Regions from separate parts of the Homo sapiens genome. Here region 1 is linked to region 2. Evidence: chromatin loops called from intact Hi-C (ENCODE). Cell type or tissue: PC-9. All regions are shown on one strand. Each heading gives the region's core, and the rest is flanking DNA. Links, peaks and the distances in the headings are about the cores only.

Region 1 (8,746 bases), core at 310-8,309, 270 kb after region 2:
TTTTTACTATTGCAAGTGAGAAAATAATAGTACTGGACTATGGAGTTGGTGGAGGAGATGGAAAGGTGGGCAATTTGAAGCTTTTTAATAGAAAACATTTGTCATTCTGGGTGATGGTGGATCTGGAGTGGAAGGAAGTGGATGACTCTGGCTTTTTTCTTTTTCTTTTTTTTTTTTTTTTTGAGATGGAGTTTCACTCTTGTTGCCCAGGCTGGAGTGCACTGGGCAATATCGGCTCACTGCAACCTCCTCCTTCAGGATTCAAACAATTCTCCTGCCTCACCCTCCAGAGTAGCTGGGATTACAGGCGCTGGCCACCATGCCCAGCTAATTTTTATATTTTTAGTAGAGACAGAGTTTCAGCATGTTGGCCAGGCTGGTCTCAATCTCCTGACCTCGTGATCTGCCCACTTCGGCCTCCCAAAGTGCTGGGATTACAGGTGTGAGCCACCGCTCCCAGCCAACCTGGCTGTTTAGCTAGTGGAATAAGACTGACGGTGCAGCCATTCATTGAGAAATGAACACATAAGAAAATCAAGGGGAAGGTATGTCTTGACCTGGTCTTTTTCCAGAAGCAGACCCCAAGACAGGTTTAAGGGCAAATGTTTTATTTGGGGGTTGGGACCAGGAAACACCAATGGGGAGTAAGGAAGTAGGACTGAGAAGGGAAGAACAGCAATACAAGTTACATTATCAAGGTATTTACCACTGTGGAGTACAGTAGCTCATGCCTGTTGGGGAACCCTAGAAGCCAGCATGGACTATGTCTCAGCATATCCCATCTGAAGGAAAAGAGAACTGGGGTATTTATTCCACAGCTCCTCTCCTGTCAACTATGAGTTGACTAGCAGGCAACAATTCTCTAGCCCTTTGGCTTGTCATGTGGGGTAATCACAAAATCATAAAGCCAAGGGGATATGAAAGGGCATAGAAAGCAATCTTTTCTACAAGCTGCTTTGTGGAAGGTGAAGATGGAGCCAGCATCTTGAACTTAGTTTTAGATTTATTGCACTTGACCTAACTTTTCAGACATATAAATAGAGACATCAAGTTGGATACATAAGTCTAGGTTTCAAAAGAGAGTGGGAATGTGGAGTCTTCTGTGTAGAGGTGAAAATGAAAGCAGTGGTTAATATTGTTTATTGGAAGAAACTACAGGGTGAGGAAACAAGAGCTTCTGACTCTGCTCTGAGAAATCTGGGCATTGAAGGGCCAAGTAAGGGAATATAGTACTAAAAAAAAGCTGAGAGGAGTTTTAGAAAAACAGAACAGAAACCAGAAAAATTCAAACCTTAAAAACCAAGGGAAGATAATAGGGTAATACTTAGAAAAGGAAGGAGAGGTCTTCAGCATACAGTGTTGTTTAGAGGACCAAAAATGTCTATTGTGTCTTGCATAATGGAAATTTATTGATCTCCAAAACAAAAGCTATTTTGGTGGTGCAATGAAGGTAGGAGATATAGAGAGCATAATGATTATGACTGGACTATAGAGCAGGACTGCCTGTGTTCAAATGTCTGTCCAAAGCTGTAGGACTTTGGGCAAATAACTTGCCCTCTCTGAGTTTTAGTTTTCTCATCTCTAAAATTGGGATGACAATTATTCCTACCTGTGGAGCTGCTGTAATATTAAGACATAATGTAATAAAATACTTACAGCAGTGTCTGGCAGATGGTAAATATTAAATGGTAGCAATTGTTAACTTTATTCTTTATATTCTCAGAGATCAATGTTGCCTCTTTCTCCAAATTCTCTCTGATCCTTGGTATTGCACTTTCCAAGAATATTCTTAGGTTTTGGTGATATGAGACTCCTACAAAAGACTCAAAAACCTACCTAATCACCAATCTGATGTAGGAATTCATTTCTCTAAGCATGTGCTCAGATAGGCAGTGCAGGGTCCCAGTAAGTAACTTCTTCTTCTTTTTGTTTTTTTTTTTAAGACTTCAAGTTTTAAGGAATTCTCTATATAATTAGGTTAGTTTACTTAATAAACTTCAAGGTTCTATATTATGAGGATCCCAGATTAGCAGCCTCAGCATCATTGGGGAGCCAGTTAGAAATGCATAATCTCAGGTTCTACCCAGACCTACTAATCAGAATCTTCCCTTCAGCAAGAATTCTAGTTGATTCACACGCACATCAAAATTTAAAAAGCATTGCTTTTGAGAGCTCATTTAGTATTTCTTACACTTGGTTTTCTGCCAAAAGCATTCAATTTCAAAGAGCCTCCTTACTCAAATTCTGTAAGAGTGATTTCAGAGTACTTTCCACAGCTTTCCTGTGACTTTGTGGTAGAAATCCCAGGACTCTGGTTGATGCTGAGTCAATTGCTACTTCTCTGAAATAGGTCCCCCGCCACTTGACATTTATATGCGTCTAGTTCAGAACTACAGCAGGGATTTAAACAAGGTGCGACTGTCTATTGCATCAGAGTTCAAATGAACCACAACAGGACTAAAATATAGCCTTAGTGTCAGCTAGAGTATTTCTAACCTCAAAAATAGATAGAATTGGCTCAAATTACTATTCCATACCCTAGGGAAGTCTTATGCCTTCTTGCCATCCAATTTTTTAAAGTTTTCTATATGTAATTGACATTCTGTTGGCCATATGTCACTCTGAGCTTCTGCTTCCACTGAGTTGGTTTAGTTTATGTATCAGTTTGCCAGTCTAGCATCCTGCTACAGTTCTACTGCGTGATAACACAGAACAGAACTCAACACTTATCTCACTTTCCAGAAAAACAAATAAACAGAAACACTCACACGAGACCTTTGTGTATATCACAAATTATAATAAGTTTGAGGAGATGGAAGGGGTTTACATCACTGAAATTTAAACAGTTTAATAGTAAAACATTTAGGCAATCATTGTTTTAAAATGTGCTTTTGGACATTTTTACACCTTGAGACCCAGGTTCCTGCCTTGTCTCTTTACCCTCCCTCTCTCCTCCCTTTTATTTCTGTGCAGTCCTAGAAAGGAAATCACAAAAGGAAAATGGCCCCACAAGTTCTTTCCATCTTTTAGTTCACTTTAATTTAGTATTTAGGCTCCCTTTGTAAGCCCAGACTCTGCTGAAGCTTTGAAAAGGCTTCTTGCCATGCCATGTAACCAAAAATGGAGTCAACTCCCTCAGAAACACATGGATTGAGTATGGGGACAAGGGCGTCGTCCAAGGAAATTGGATGCTGTTGCCAGAGAAAGAATGTGTGCTTGCTGGGCAGCCATAAAACAACAAATGGCCACTTCATAAAACCACAAATGGTTGCTTCTTCTGGGCAGAGTCGCCTCCTCTTTCCTTTGTTTCCATGACTCTTTACGATTCCTTGGTTAGAATATCTACTAGTTTGTGTTATCGCTTCCTATTTTGTATCAAGTTATTTCATATGTGCCAAGCAAATTACTTGTGATTTATGTACTTTAACTCTTTCATACTCACAACACCATCAGCAAGGTAAGTAGTATTTTTGTCATTTTATACTTGAGGAGACTGGAATTATGGAATTTAAGTTTTACCCATAGCGACACAGCCAGATAATTACCCAGATAATTTATTTGCATATCTCTCTCCCTAACTAGACTGGGCTTTTGTGGAAATAAGAACCACATTTTAATATGTGGCTTTGAAGTACTTGGTCCCCTAGTACTTTGCAGGGCCTCAGTAATTGTTTGAATTGAATGAACACTTCAAAGGTACAAGGGATGAGAGAAAAATCCAGTTTCTTGCCAGTAAAGTAAAAAAAAAAATATATATATATATATGTGTGTGTGTGTGTGTATATATTACATATATAATGATGAAAGTGAGAGATCAAGAGATAGGAGAGAAAAAACTTGAAAAGAATTTCTATTCTGGATAAGTTCCCTTATCTCAGAGAAGTTGAACTCTCCTACCTCAAAGAGATTAAAATAAAGAATAAGGTATGCCTGCCCTCTTGAGCCACTTCTCTACCAAGATTACTAACATCCTGGTTTGCTCATTTTGAGTTCACAGACCTTAATTATGTACCACACAGCATGAATCATCCTGTCTGTTCCTATGGAGAATATCAATTTGTCTTCCAGACTATGCAGCAGAGCAAAGCTTCCTTCTGGCACTACAGGAAAGAATGAGGAAGAAAGCACAATAGAATCTCCTGTGCCCACCACATAGTGAGCATTTTCCACCCTGAGATGATAATAACCTGACCTATGACCACCACTTGGAGCACTAGGCTCTAATACTTGACTGTTTTAATCAGAGGCAATATCCTTGTTGTTGTGGCACCCTAGACAGGTCATTTACCCCCTGGGAGCCTCATTCATCATTTTAAACAAAAGGACAGTTGTTCCTGACAGTGAAAATTCACCAACCTGCTAGAACAGGCTCAAATGCACCTGGCTTTTAAAATGCCATTTCCCCCTCCTCCTAATACACGAGGCTATTGCCTTATCTATTTATTCACATGGAAACCAAAGCATAAAGTAACATCTCACCTACCTGGAATTTAATTGTTCTGAAACCTCAGAGAGCTCTGGAACAAAGCCAGAAAGAGATATTTACCAGGAAATAAGCAAAGATTTCTGAACTGCCATAGGCCCCTGCCTCATAACCCATGCCTATTACCTGAATGTAAGCCCATCAGGTTACTTACCAGATCTCAATGACACCCCTGTGTAACCATCCAAGGAATGAGTTCTTTTCCAAGCCAGAATTAAAATAGGATAGTTGAGGGGCCATAAAAAAGGCACACAGTCTCTGCCCCTTTCGTTGTACTTATTTTCAATATATGATCACCCTGGAGAAGGTAAAGACATCTTAGTCATTGGAATTCACCCAGATCACTTCCCATGGCTTGCTCCTTCCAGCAACTCATACCTGGTGTTTTGGTTTCTGCACCTACCCCTCACTTTGGCTCTGTACCTTCAACTCCAGCATTTGGTTAGACTCCTTGACTGGGGAGCCAGGTTAGATCACTCTCCTAAATCTTCTCTGGACATGCTCCAGAAACTGACATCTAGTCATTACCGTCTGATGGTCATGGGCTCCCGTGCCCTCCCACATTCCAGAACTACCCCACCTATCATTACAGTGCACAGTATGGGAGGATGAGATTTCATCACCAACAACAGTGATGGGGGTGAACATAGACCCTAACCAGGGAGAAGAGAAAAAAACTTCAAAAGGCAGCAGAAGAACAAATGAAAGCATAGGTGATGATGCTGTGCAGTGCGGGTTAAGTGAAAGGACTCTGGATAAGAAGTTGGGAGACCTGGGGTAGATAACTGTTGTGTCCGCTTAATTAAATCACATCACTCTTCTCTTGATGTTAGTGTCCCATCTGTAATTGGGAATGCTGGACAAGCTCTCAGGTCCCATTTCATTCTGACATTGTGTAATTCTAGAGGCAATAGAGCGTACCCATTTTTGAGGGCCTCACAGACATAATTTTATTATAGCACAGTATAATAATTAATATTCACAATGGTGACTTTGGGCCATCAAAGAAAATTGCATTATGTTTAATGTGCTTTTAAGGAAGCCTTATAAAATTTAATACATTTTAGAATGATTTTCTGTCAAAACGTTAAATTAATATATATATATGTATACACACACACACACACACACACACACAGACACATCTGTATGCACTATATTTGGTACTTAAATAGGTAACCCCTCTGTTATTCTGAAGACATGTCATCTTTAATGACTCACATTTCAAGGATTCTGTAGAGTGAAGCTCTATTGTATCTACAAAACAATTGAGCAAAATGACTGTTTCATACTGAGGTGTTTACCAGTACCAGAAAAAAAATGTTCCAAATTAAATAATTTAGGTGAGTTGTTATGGAGGCAATTAAGTTTTAATATGTTAACTTCATGTCATATTTCTTCCCTCTATACGACAAGAGCACTCGAATTAGCTAGCCTCTTCTAGGAATTTATATATTGATCTTTTCATTTGTATTTCAGAAAGTAGACTTTTCCTTTCATGACCTTTTTTGTGTCTCTGTTTGGATGTTTATATTCTTTGAATACTTTCATTGTTGTTCCATTACTAACAGAAGGGCTTAAAACTCTCAGGTCACTACTTGCAGTTTCTACACATTAGCCATTGAGTCTGTGACTCTCTCAACATTCTCTCATGCTGGAAACATTGCTCTGTCATGACTAGTACTTGGCAACTTGGTTCTTCCACCATTTAAGCTTTCCAAAGAGATGTCTGCCTCTATTGTACAGAAGTTGGAGAGATTGTCTACTTTCAAAGCTGTTCATTTGGGCTTCTCTCCAAGCTTAACGTTGGCCAGAGTCACAGCCTATTTTCCCACCTCAAGTGTAACCTCTATTAATAACAAGCCTTAGCTTGTAGCTGTCTTGAAGAAAAATGTTTTAGCTTTTCTCTCAATCTTTAAGAGTTCAAGCTCTCAAATAAAACATGGTGGCAATAAATTCATAAACTTGCATTGTTTTTGCCTGAATATTCCAGGGCCAATGATTTCTTATGAATTCCCATAATATTTTAGTCTTAAGAAGAGACCAAGGTATAATACATGAGGTTCTAAACTGGTCCCTAAATTTGTTTTCCACAGATAAGAAAATAGAATACAATAAAAAGTGAGGAGTCATTTTTTCAATGTAAATTATTAGAGATGACATTTTCCTTTCAGGAAATGTAAAAGCAGTATTTTTCTACTAGCCAGTGTTTGAGCCTCATTCAACACGCTGTCACTTCAGCCAAGTCACTTAACCTTCATGGTCTTCAGTTTTCCTGAGACATAAAATGGGGCATAAACTCTCTGACCTCCCATGGTCCATTTGGCTCTTTTACTGTCTGATTTGCTAGTGATCCACAAGGTGAAGGACACTTTTCTCTTGCCAAATTTTGCTAATTGGGTTGCAGAAAATTAGTGCAGGGTTTTGGAGCCACTCATAAATATTTATGTCTAGGTATTGCTCAGGCAGTATTTCAAGACTTGAGGGGTCAGAAGCTGAAGGATCCTTCATTAAATCTGTGAGATCCCCAGAGCTTGGTGAGAGGGTCAGGGCATGCTCTGTTTTGTCAGGATGTTTTATTCTTAAAAAAATAAAATCTCAGTAGCATACTTAGAGACCTCAGACTCCAGAAATACTACTTGTATACAAAACACTTATTTGGGGATATGCTCTATGAATTTGTAGGATGTAATTGTCTAGCTTTTTGCAACCTTATTTACCATCCTCATTGCCATGGGAAAGTAAAAAAAAAAAAAAGCACTGGGATCAGGAAGAGGGGAATAAACAACATATGTATTGCTATACAGTAGGAAATGTGCAGAGAATCAAAAGTACGATTTCAAAGAATCTTGAATGAAACAAATGGTCAAAATATTAAGTTAACTGAAATAATCTAGGTAAAATAATTTATATTATCATAATTTTGAAAAAGAGCATAAAATATTGCTTACATCTGGATGGTAAAGTTATAGATACTTTCTATATTCTTTATGTTTATCTGTAGTTTCTTAATATTACTCAGCAAGCATGTTTTACTTTTATAAATGGGAAAGTTAGTTGTATTAGGAATTCAGCATCCCTCTCAACCACTTCTACTACATCCTCAAATATGTATTTTGTCCAAGTTGCGTTAATGTTGAATGGTGGGACTTTTTAAATTAACCGACAATATGAAGACTCTACTTTGAAATATTGCTTTGGTATTCCCATATTTCAAATTAACAATATTACTAAACAACATTTAAGCACTGGCACTTTCACTATCAGGCTTGACTCTTAGAATATCTCCGTGTTGACACGTAATCATAATTCTCCTAACTTATTAGTGGCATATCAAGACAAAGAACCTGGGATTCTGACATCTGTTCTTCATGATGCTATCTAAGGCTCCAGGTTTCTCAATTTTGGACATGTACTATGGTTGAAAGTCATTCCTTAGTGGTATCTTACTCTATCAAATATACAATTTCTAGATAAGGCACATGCATGCTATGTTCATTGTGTATTATTCACAATAACAAAGACATGAAATAATCCTAAATGCCCATCAATGATAGACTGAATAAAGTAAATGTGGTACATATACACAATGGAATACTATGCAGCCATAAAAAACAATGAGATCATGTTCTTTGCAGGGAGATAGATAGAGCTGGAGGCCATTATCCTTAGCAAACTTACACAGGAACAGAAAAACAAATACTACATGTTCTCATTTACAAGTGGGAACTAAATGATGAGAACACACAGACACATAGAGAGGAACGACACACACATTGGGTCCTTTCAAAGGTTAGAGAGTGGGAGGAGGAAGGGGATAAGGAAAAATCACTAATCAGTACTAGGCTTAATACCTAGGTGATAAAATAATCTATACAAAAAACACCCATGACACAAGTTTACCTGTGTAACAAATCTGAGCTTGTACTGCTGAACTAAAAATAAAAATTAAAAAAATGTATAAAAAAGAAACTGATTCTTGAAAGATGAATGTCCCAGTCATGTTTTTCTGAAATTTGCATCCTCAATTATTTGAACAACAGACCATTTTATATATATATATATACACACATGTATATGTGTATATATATACACACATATATATGTGTATATATATACACACATATACATGTGTATATATATACACATATATGTGTATATACACACATATACACACACATATATATACACATATATATGTGTGTATTAAATCTAATATCTCTTGTTCTTTGCACAGGCTAGATAAAATAGTATGTGAAAATT
Region 2 (8,746 bases), core at 436-8,435:
GACTGAAACAGAAGGAATTCCAAATTGTAAGACTAGGCTAAGAGACTATGTAAAAATGGAGAGAATGTCCACTGTTGTTGTTGAGGGGATCTGAGTCACTTTTTTCATGTAACAGAAGGCAATATATTTTGTCTGGTCCTTTAAGACAGTGGTTCCTATCCTTTTTGGCACCAGGGACCAGTTTCATGGAAGACAGTTTTTACACGGATGGAGTCGGGGTGGTGTAGATGGTTTTAGGATGAAACAGTTCCACCTCAGACCTTCAGGCATTAGATTCTCATAAGGAGTGCATCCCAGATCCCCTGCATGCAGAGTTCACAATAGGGTTTGCACTTCTATGAGAATCCAATGCTGCCACTGATCTGACAGGAGGCAGAGCTCAGGTGGTAATGCTCACTCTCCTGCAGCTCACCTCCTGCTGTTTGGTCTGGTTTCCAACAGGCCACAGACTTGTACTGGTCCATAGCCCAGGGGCTGGGAACCCCTGCTTTAAGGCACAGTGTGTAAGCCATTGTTTCCTCATCTGTGAAATGGGAGTGATCATCTTAGCTCTTACCTCCTGAAGTTGTGATGGTTAAATGATAATGCACTTAAAGTGCTTGACATAGTGCTGCACAGTAAACATACCGTGAGCTTTAGGTTTTACTGGTTTTTGTGATTAGAGTTGAAAGGAATCTTGAATTATTCCAGCCAAACTTCCCAGCCACTTGAGAAATCACTTTTGTAATATTTTTGGTGGGTAGCTCTCCAGCTTTTGCTTAAAATCTCCAGTGACAGGGAACTCACTTCCTTGTAAGGCAGCTGGAACTTCTTCCATATGTGGGAATGAAGGCCATCTTCCCATGGCTTCCACCTATCACTTCTCACCCTGGCCTTTAGGGACACACAGGTAAAATCTAATTTTTCTTCCACAAAATACTGCTAGTTCCTTTAGCCGATCATTAGATAATAAGACTTCCCCACACCCTCACTTCTTCTTTGATGTGACAGTGACTCCTTTTGGTGTGTGTCTAAACTGAAATACAGACTGCTGTACTAGCATAACGGTCAGACTAGTGTTTGTTGAGGGCTCACTACCTGCCAGCCTGTGTTCTCTCCACAATTCTATGAGGTAATTCTTGTTATTATATTCAATTTATGTTTAAGAAACTGAGAAAAGTAAAAAAGATATCGTTCTATTTGTTTATTGTTGAATACATAGGAAAATATTTGTATATCTAGTTATAACTGGAAATTCACAAAATAAACAAAATAAAAATATGTTAAATAAGGCTACATAGTTATGGCAATTTGAAAAATAAACTATACCTACTAATATCATGTTAATATTAATTAGGTAACCAATAATATAATGTAGAAAATGTATATTATTGTTATGCTTATATTGGTAACATTTTGGATTATTCTAAGCAACAAAGAAAGAACTTTGTCCTCCAAAAAAGGTATAGCCACCATATGGTGTCATTTTAATTAAGGCAGTGTGTATTTCTAATATAATGTAAGAAAATAGAAAACTAACTAAAATATAAATCTAACTGCTCCATGATAAAATAGTATATAAATCAAATAAATAAATCCACTCAAGAGAACTTAGGCTCAAGAGAGTGTAATAAATAGTATATCTTCAGTGAAGTTTTTAATAATGTTATTACTAAAAATGTGAACTAAAAATAAAGAAGCAATTGACCAAGTTCTCAAGAGGCATTATAATTCCTAGAGAAATAACTGACCAAAGGAGCAAGCCTGCATATTGTGAAGATAATTCACACAGCTTGCTAATAAAATGCAGGAGACAGATAAAATTCTTAACTGACTATAACCAGTATAAAGTTGTAATAGAAATCATGAGAAAGAGACCACTTAAAATCCATCAAATACACAAGATCAACTTTATAAGACAAAGCATTGAAATTAGAATAAAAGGACTCGGACTAAGCTAAATAAATTCTTTCCTTAAGCTTTGAGGGTCAACTTTCCTACATAAAAAGATTAAAAACAAACAAGAAAAGCAAGCCAACTGATTATACATACAGAAAAGGAGCAAAGGGAGAAACTGTTACAATACATTGCAATCATTCATTTGAATAAAGCATTCCTATTTTCCTTCTCAACACCGTCACAGCTTGGATGGGCAATGAACTGGCCAACTGAAATATGGAAAGTTCTGCCTTTGTATACAATATATTTGTAATTCTAAGAACCTACTCAAAATTTATTACATTTATGTGACCTCAAAATGAGGAAGGATTTTGTCTTAGTCCATTTTGTGTTGATATAAAGGAATACTTGAGGCTGGGTAATTTATAAATAAAAGAGGTTTATTTGGCTCACAGTTCTGCAGGCTGTACAAGAAGCATGGTGCCAGCATCTGCTGTGAGGGCCTCAACTGTTTCCACTCATGGCAGAAGAGGAAGGGGAATCAGCATGTGCAGAGATCACATGGTAAGAGGGGAAGTGAGAGAGAGAAAGCAAGGGAAAGGAGGGAGGTGCCAGGCTCTTTTTAACAACCAGCTCTTGTGGGAATTAATAGAGCAAGAGCTCATTCACTCTCCCTTCCCCAGAGAGGGCATCTACTCGTGGGGAATCCACCCTCATGACCCAAACACCTTTCATCAGGTCCCATCTCTAACATTGGGATAAGACTTCAACATGGGGTTTGTGGGGACGAATCTCTAAACTATAGCACATTTATTCCAATACAATCTAAATTAAGCCAAAATAATTCAGGTTTTGAGACAATAGCCTAACCTGGAGGTACACTGTTTTATGTTGGACTTTCAGGAGCAGAGCCTGAGACAAGGATTCAGGTGCCATTATTTATTGAGGGAATGCTCTTCAGAAAGAGGCTATGAGGGAGGAGGTGATGTAGGCTGGGGAAGGAAGGGTGATTTCAAGTAAATTTTAGCCTCGGCTCGAGGCAGATTCACTGTAGGACTGAGAAGAGGGACTGTGGAGGAATGAAACACACCATAAGCCACGTTATACTTTGAATTGCCAGCCAAGGGTGTCTGTCAATAATTGGCTATGAGCCCTATGAACCGTGTGTGTGTGCGCGTGTGTGTGTGTAACTTCCCTGGTGAGGTGGCCCCCTATTGGCACTGGCCTCATAAAGAAAGATCTGGACAGGACATCAACATAACCTCTACCACATACGTATTTGAATTTTGGTTTTACCAACTTACTACGGCCTTCAGAAATACATTTCCTATATGCCTTTCCAGAGAGAAAAGGAATGCAGATAGAATTTGCAGCACAAAAATTATACTAGTGTTTCACCCAGATTGGTAGATAGCTGTAGATTTAGATGAAGTGGGTAACAGTCTTCATTTTGAATTCCAGTTTCATAATCCCCTAAGATTCACTTTGAATTTTCTAGTTGCCATTTTAAGACCTCCCATTTTGTGTGCTCAGTTTCTTGCCTTGTTGCTTGGTGACTCAGATGTGAATTAGACCCTATATTCTGCTCTCAGTAGGGACAAATCTTTACAAGTTGGTTGGAAATGGATGAAACTTCTCAGCACAATTTCTGCAGGCCATATGATAAGGACAGGGTAAGGACTAGGAGAACCCTGGATGTAGCCCTTTAGGGCTTTTGGTCTGTCTTTGAAAGGGAAATTGTTTACTCAAGCTGCTAAAGCTGTTTATTACTTTCATCAGTATATACTGCGTCCTCAGTTCTTGATCTTTCTTTTACCCCAAGTGTTTCTACCCCAAAGGGTGGGAATACAAGTGTTCGGGCTTCTCTTCCTTCTAGGGTAAATACTAAAGAGTAATCCCAGCACACAACGCATGACTGGAGTCCTTCATCTCTCAACAAAGATTCGTCTTGAGCCTATGGGAGCCAACTGCTCTTTTGGTGCTGGGTATAAGGCAATAAACCAAATTGGAAAAGTGCTTGTCCTCTTGGCATTCACATGCTAGTGGACCAAAAACTCATAAGCCAATATGATATCAGTGGAAGAGACACACTATGGGTAAAAATGTAACAGAATGAAGATAAAAATAAAACAGGAATGTTGGGTGGTTGCTATTTTATATAAACTAATAAGGGCGAGGGGCTCTCTGATGTGAGAACAATTGAACAGTGACCTGACAGAGTTGTGGTGGTAGGAGGAGAAGAGAGTTGTAAGCAGCAGGCACAGCACTTGAAAGCGTATAGAGGCAGCTGCTGGCTACACGGATCGGGGCAGGAGGTGATCCCAGGAGCTCAACTAGCCACAAAAATTTTTATTGCTAATGCTGTATCAATTTCCTTTCTATATTGTCAATGAAATGTTTATAATAAAGATTTTGAAGTATATTATTTACTTTATTCAAATTTTGATTCCTACAGAAATTGTAATTCTGTTGAAATATAGATATAGATAGAACTGGAAATACACACACACACACACACACGTTTAAATTGCCTTCCTTTTTTGTAGAAAAAACAAGCCCTGGAATAGCCTCTGAGAGAAAAACCCATGGAAATTTTACTTTGATAAAATGCCAGTAATGGCATAAAAAGCTGCCCTGGTGTTGTTTCTGGGAAAGCAGGCATTTCTCAATGAAGGAGTGATGGATGGTCTTTGAAGTTTAAATGATATCAGAGAGGAAATGAAAAACTGGCCAGGGCAGGGGAGTAGGGGGGACTCAGTGACTACATGCAAGCTGCACATAGTTCAGGTTCTTCTCTCACACTTTTTCATACGATGCCAAGAGTAGCTGGTTTCTTATCATCTTTGCATTCTTTAACATTATTAGAGTTCCATTTCCTTACTATTCTGAAGACTTGATATTTTTCCTATCCTGTTGCTTTCTTGTTACTTAAATGTTTTCTTCCTCTCAATTTTTCTCTTTCCCTCCCTTTCACTCTCCACTTCTAGAAAGTGGGCCATTTATTTTTCTAATTCTAGTGAAAGGGAAGCAAAATACCACACAGCTAAGTTTATCTAAGAAGTCCCAATTTCCTGGTGTCTTTTATTGTTATTTTGGTTTCCTTTTAACGTCAATATATAGCAGTTATAAAGTAGGTTTAGATGTTTTTATATTTTTAGTCCAAATAAACCCGAAGTATAAAGTTGCACAATATGATGATGGAAGAGACCCAAGAAATGTTGTTATTTAAAACTGATTTAGTTCTAGTTGAAAGCTGACTTCCTGGGCGATGTGCTGCCAGTGAGTCTTAATCCCTGGCTTCATGGTTTGTGGTTTATGTGGGCTGGCATGCTAAGCATTTAATCGTTAGTCACCATTCTTTTCTGAGGCCTGTGTGGCCAAGGCATTATCGTCACCCTGTCACTTACCTAGACATGCTCCTTGGAAAGGAGGTGAATTGGATCCATTAAAAGTGTGAGAAGAGCTGGGAAAGGTCTGATGCAGCCGTACGTTCAAAGATTAAAGCACTCCATATGCAGTTTGACTTTGTAAAGCTTGGATAATCGAGGAGAAAGCAAGGGGGCTGAAGAGGCTTTGAGTGGCCTGCTCACTTGTCTGATGGAAACTCATCAGATATGTGACTGATAATTTTATTTCACACATCTTTAGTATTATGTTTTAAAGTTTTAGGGATGGCTGGAAACCTCACTAAAAACTCTTATACTGTAGTCAGAATGATCAACCACTTTGTTAAATGAATGAGTGCAATACAAGGTATAAGAACAGGCTTATCAACCACTGAGGAACTAATGAAATGCCATTTCCTCCCTGATCCCCATCTTCATTGTTATGTCCTTTATAATTTTTTATCTAGGACAACCATGTTGACAGAGAAGGACTGGTATGTATCAGTATTTTAAAGAGTTTTATTTAAACTGAAACCATTCTTATATCAATTCTTATTATACTAACTCATATTAACTTTACTCAATGAATCTGCAAAGACCCTATTTCCAATTAAGGTCACATTGTGAGGTCCAGGTAGACATAAAGTTTTGGGGGCACTATTCAACCCAGAACACTTCCCCACAAAACTCTAAATGTATTTGAAAGCGTGTATTATACCTTATTTGTTTCCCAATATCTAGAGTGGTATTTGGAACTCAGTAGGTACTTAATAGTTGTTAAATGACAGTTTTACTTTGAACATCCAAATATACTATTAAGAAAAAATAACGGGTACCTAAGAACATTTCCATGAGGGAAGAGTAATGGCTGAATATGTGTGTGTGTATGTATATATATATGTATATATATTTCTGTATGCATACGCATATGTAGGTATAGGTATATTTTTATATATTTATGCACAACTTTCTAAAGAAGTTAGGCACCATGGGATATTGTTATTATTTGTTTTTTTTAAGATGAGAAATAATTTAAGCCTGTTGCCCTAGAGAAATGACTGGAAGTTAAGATTTAATGGGAGAAGAGAAGATCCTTTAAGATCGTTACTAACTCTTAACTTCAACGATCTTTAAAGGGAAGATCCTTTTTCCTTCTCACACTAACTCTTAACTTTTCCTATGGTAGAATATTTAACAAAAGGGCATTGAAATTATAAAAACATAATTTAAAAGGGTATCATCATAATGTTATTGATGAAATAATTTCTTACGAAATGGAAATTAGCAACTTTGAGTTTACCCTGACTTAATTTATTCTGAGAAATATCTTCTTCTCTAAATCTTACAACCCTAAAAATGAAGAATAGAAATACATCCCTTCAATAAGATATCTATTCCTAAAGGCTCAATCTTGGGTACAAAGGCAGAGGTATTTCCCCAAGAGGGCCTGCTAGGAAGAGAAGCAGAAGACATGCATTTCTTTCTGTCCTGGAGTGAGTCAGCCTGCTCACTTCTCTGACATCAGTCTGTTGCCACAGAAACACTGGTGGGGACACACATTTTGCATTACGACTTCACAATAGAAAACAGACCTTTATTTTTCTTTTGCTTCTTTACACAGTAAGTGGACAAGGCCTACAGTGAAAGGAAAAAAAGCATCTTGTTTGAGTACAAAGTGAGCAATTTACAAAAGTGAAAATAAAATTAATAACTACCTATGGAAGAAAAATGAGGTTTTCTGGAGTAGGTTTCTCACCTACCCTTTAAAGCAGGGCACCTTAATTTTTGAAATGTGTTTTCTTCCAATCACCTGATTTGGGATAAAGAAAAATAAACAGAGAATGAGGCAAATACTTATAAAAATATATATGGAATTAAGCTAATGTTTTGTTAAGCTTTACTTATATAATTTGTCTTCATAAGAGTAAAAATCTAATGACAACTAGATCCCTGCAGAAAGACATAGTTTCAGGTGTCAGATTTGATTTTTTCATCACAGCTTACGTTTAAAAGAATGAATAGCATGAAGGTAATTGTTTTTTTAGACGGAAACCTCTGAGTGGCACAATAGAGTTATATTAGTATAACTTTAGTTAAAGTAAACATTATCCTAGAACAGTATGGGATTTACAAAAACATTAAGGAAATAGAGTTTCCATGCATTGCACATCTGATTTCTCCTATTAATAACATCTTACATTAGTATGGTACATTTGTTACAATTAATGAACCAGTGCTGATACATTATTAACTACAGCTTATCCTTTATTCAGATTTCTTTAGTTTTTATCTAATGCCAGTACATCACGTTATATTTTAGTTGTTATGCCTCCTGAGGCTTCTCTTGGCTGTGACAGTTTCTCAGATTTTCCTTGTTTGTAATGACCTCAAAATTTTGAGGAATACCAGTCCAGGCATCTTGTAGGACACCCCTCTAGAGTAATTTGGTGTTTCCTCCTGATTCCACTGGATTTATGCATTCTTGGGAGGAAGACCAGAGAAGTAAAATGTCAGTCTCCTCACATCATATGAAAAGTACATATTAGCCACATGGCTTAATACTGTTGATGTGAACCTTGATCACCTGATAAGGTAGTGTTTATCAGGAGTCTCCACTGCAGCACCCCATCGTTACTCTCTCCCTCCTCTTTTCCACATTGGACTCGAAGGAAGGGAGTTACTGTGCACAGCCTACACTTCAGGAATGGGAATGGGGGAACTTATGCTCCATCCCCTTGAGATTAGAGTGTCTGCACATATTATCTGAAATCCTTTTTCACAGGAGTTTTGTCTCTTCTATATTTAATCCATCATTTATTTATATCACTATGGACTCATGGATATTTATTTTATGCTTTGGGTTATAATTGCATACTACTTTATGAATTTTATTGCTCCAATTTTTCCAGCTTTGGCCATTGGGAAGTCTTTCAGTTGCTCCTGAGTTCTATGTGTAGCTTTTAGGTCAGCCAAAATGAATGAAATGGGCCATGACATCTCTTTCCCTCTTCATACAATAACAATAACTCTGTAAAATGATTTTGGAGAAAAACAGAGAGATTACATGGCCAAGGTAGTTAGTAGTAGGTAACTGAACTAGATAGTGGTATCTATTTTCTATCTTTGTTTTCATTTTTATCTTAGCATTTTGTTAATTTATACTGTCTCAAGAAAAAATAGACACATTTTTCAATTTATGCTAACATGTTTGCCAATTATTTCATGCTTTAAGTAGTTTTCCTTTAACTTCTGGGATGTTGGGGAAAAGGCTGGGGATGTGGGTGATGAAGAAACATTCTCCCCATTGCCTGCAGCCTTCCACTGACATTTTGTTTTTGCTTGAAGATATTGTACTTAAAATACAATCTCCTCTAGAGAGGATGCATGATTCTCCTTTTCCCTGTTACCTGCTTTCTCACCATTTTTCCCCTTCTGTCTTTTGCACAGTAATGGTGGAACACCCTGATAGGGGAAATGTATGT

Evidence for each region. A loop is a pair of places that touch in the nucleus more often than their neighbours do. Peaks named below come from ENCODE experiments on the same cell type or tissue, not always from the same donor. Only the 100,000 strongest peaks of a DNase experiment are listed, where the experiment ranks them.
Region 1: it touches region 2 in a loop (14-fold over the local background); 2 of 110 quality-filtered maps call a loop at or near these places.

What each region holds. Positions count from the first base shown.
Region 1 is chr4:142,545,625-142,554,370 of GRCh38, reverse strand. All of the region lies in intron 2 of INPP4B (inositol polyphosphate-4-phosphatase type II B), which reads left to right. Among named protein-coding and RNA genes, the nearest start is that of INPP4B, 300 kb to the left of the region's middle. In PC-9, for the core only: no CTCF peak of the experiment used is centred there; a DNase peak (open chromatin) is centred at 4,270; H3K4me3 peaks cover 275 bases; H3K27ac peaks cover 5,681 bases.
Region 2 is chr4:142,814,094-142,822,839 of GRCh38, reverse strand. The region is part of intron 1 of INPP4B (inositol polyphosphate-4-phosphatase type II B); the gene reads left to right. The region is part of intron 3 of USP38-DT (USP38 divergent transcript); the gene reads left to right. Among named protein-coding and RNA genes, the nearest start is that of INPP4B, 28 kb to the left of the region's middle. In PC-9, for the core only: no CTCF peak of the experiment used is centred there; a DNase peak (open chromatin) is centred at 5,209; H3K4me3 peaks cover 325 bases; H3K27ac peaks cover 1,021 bases.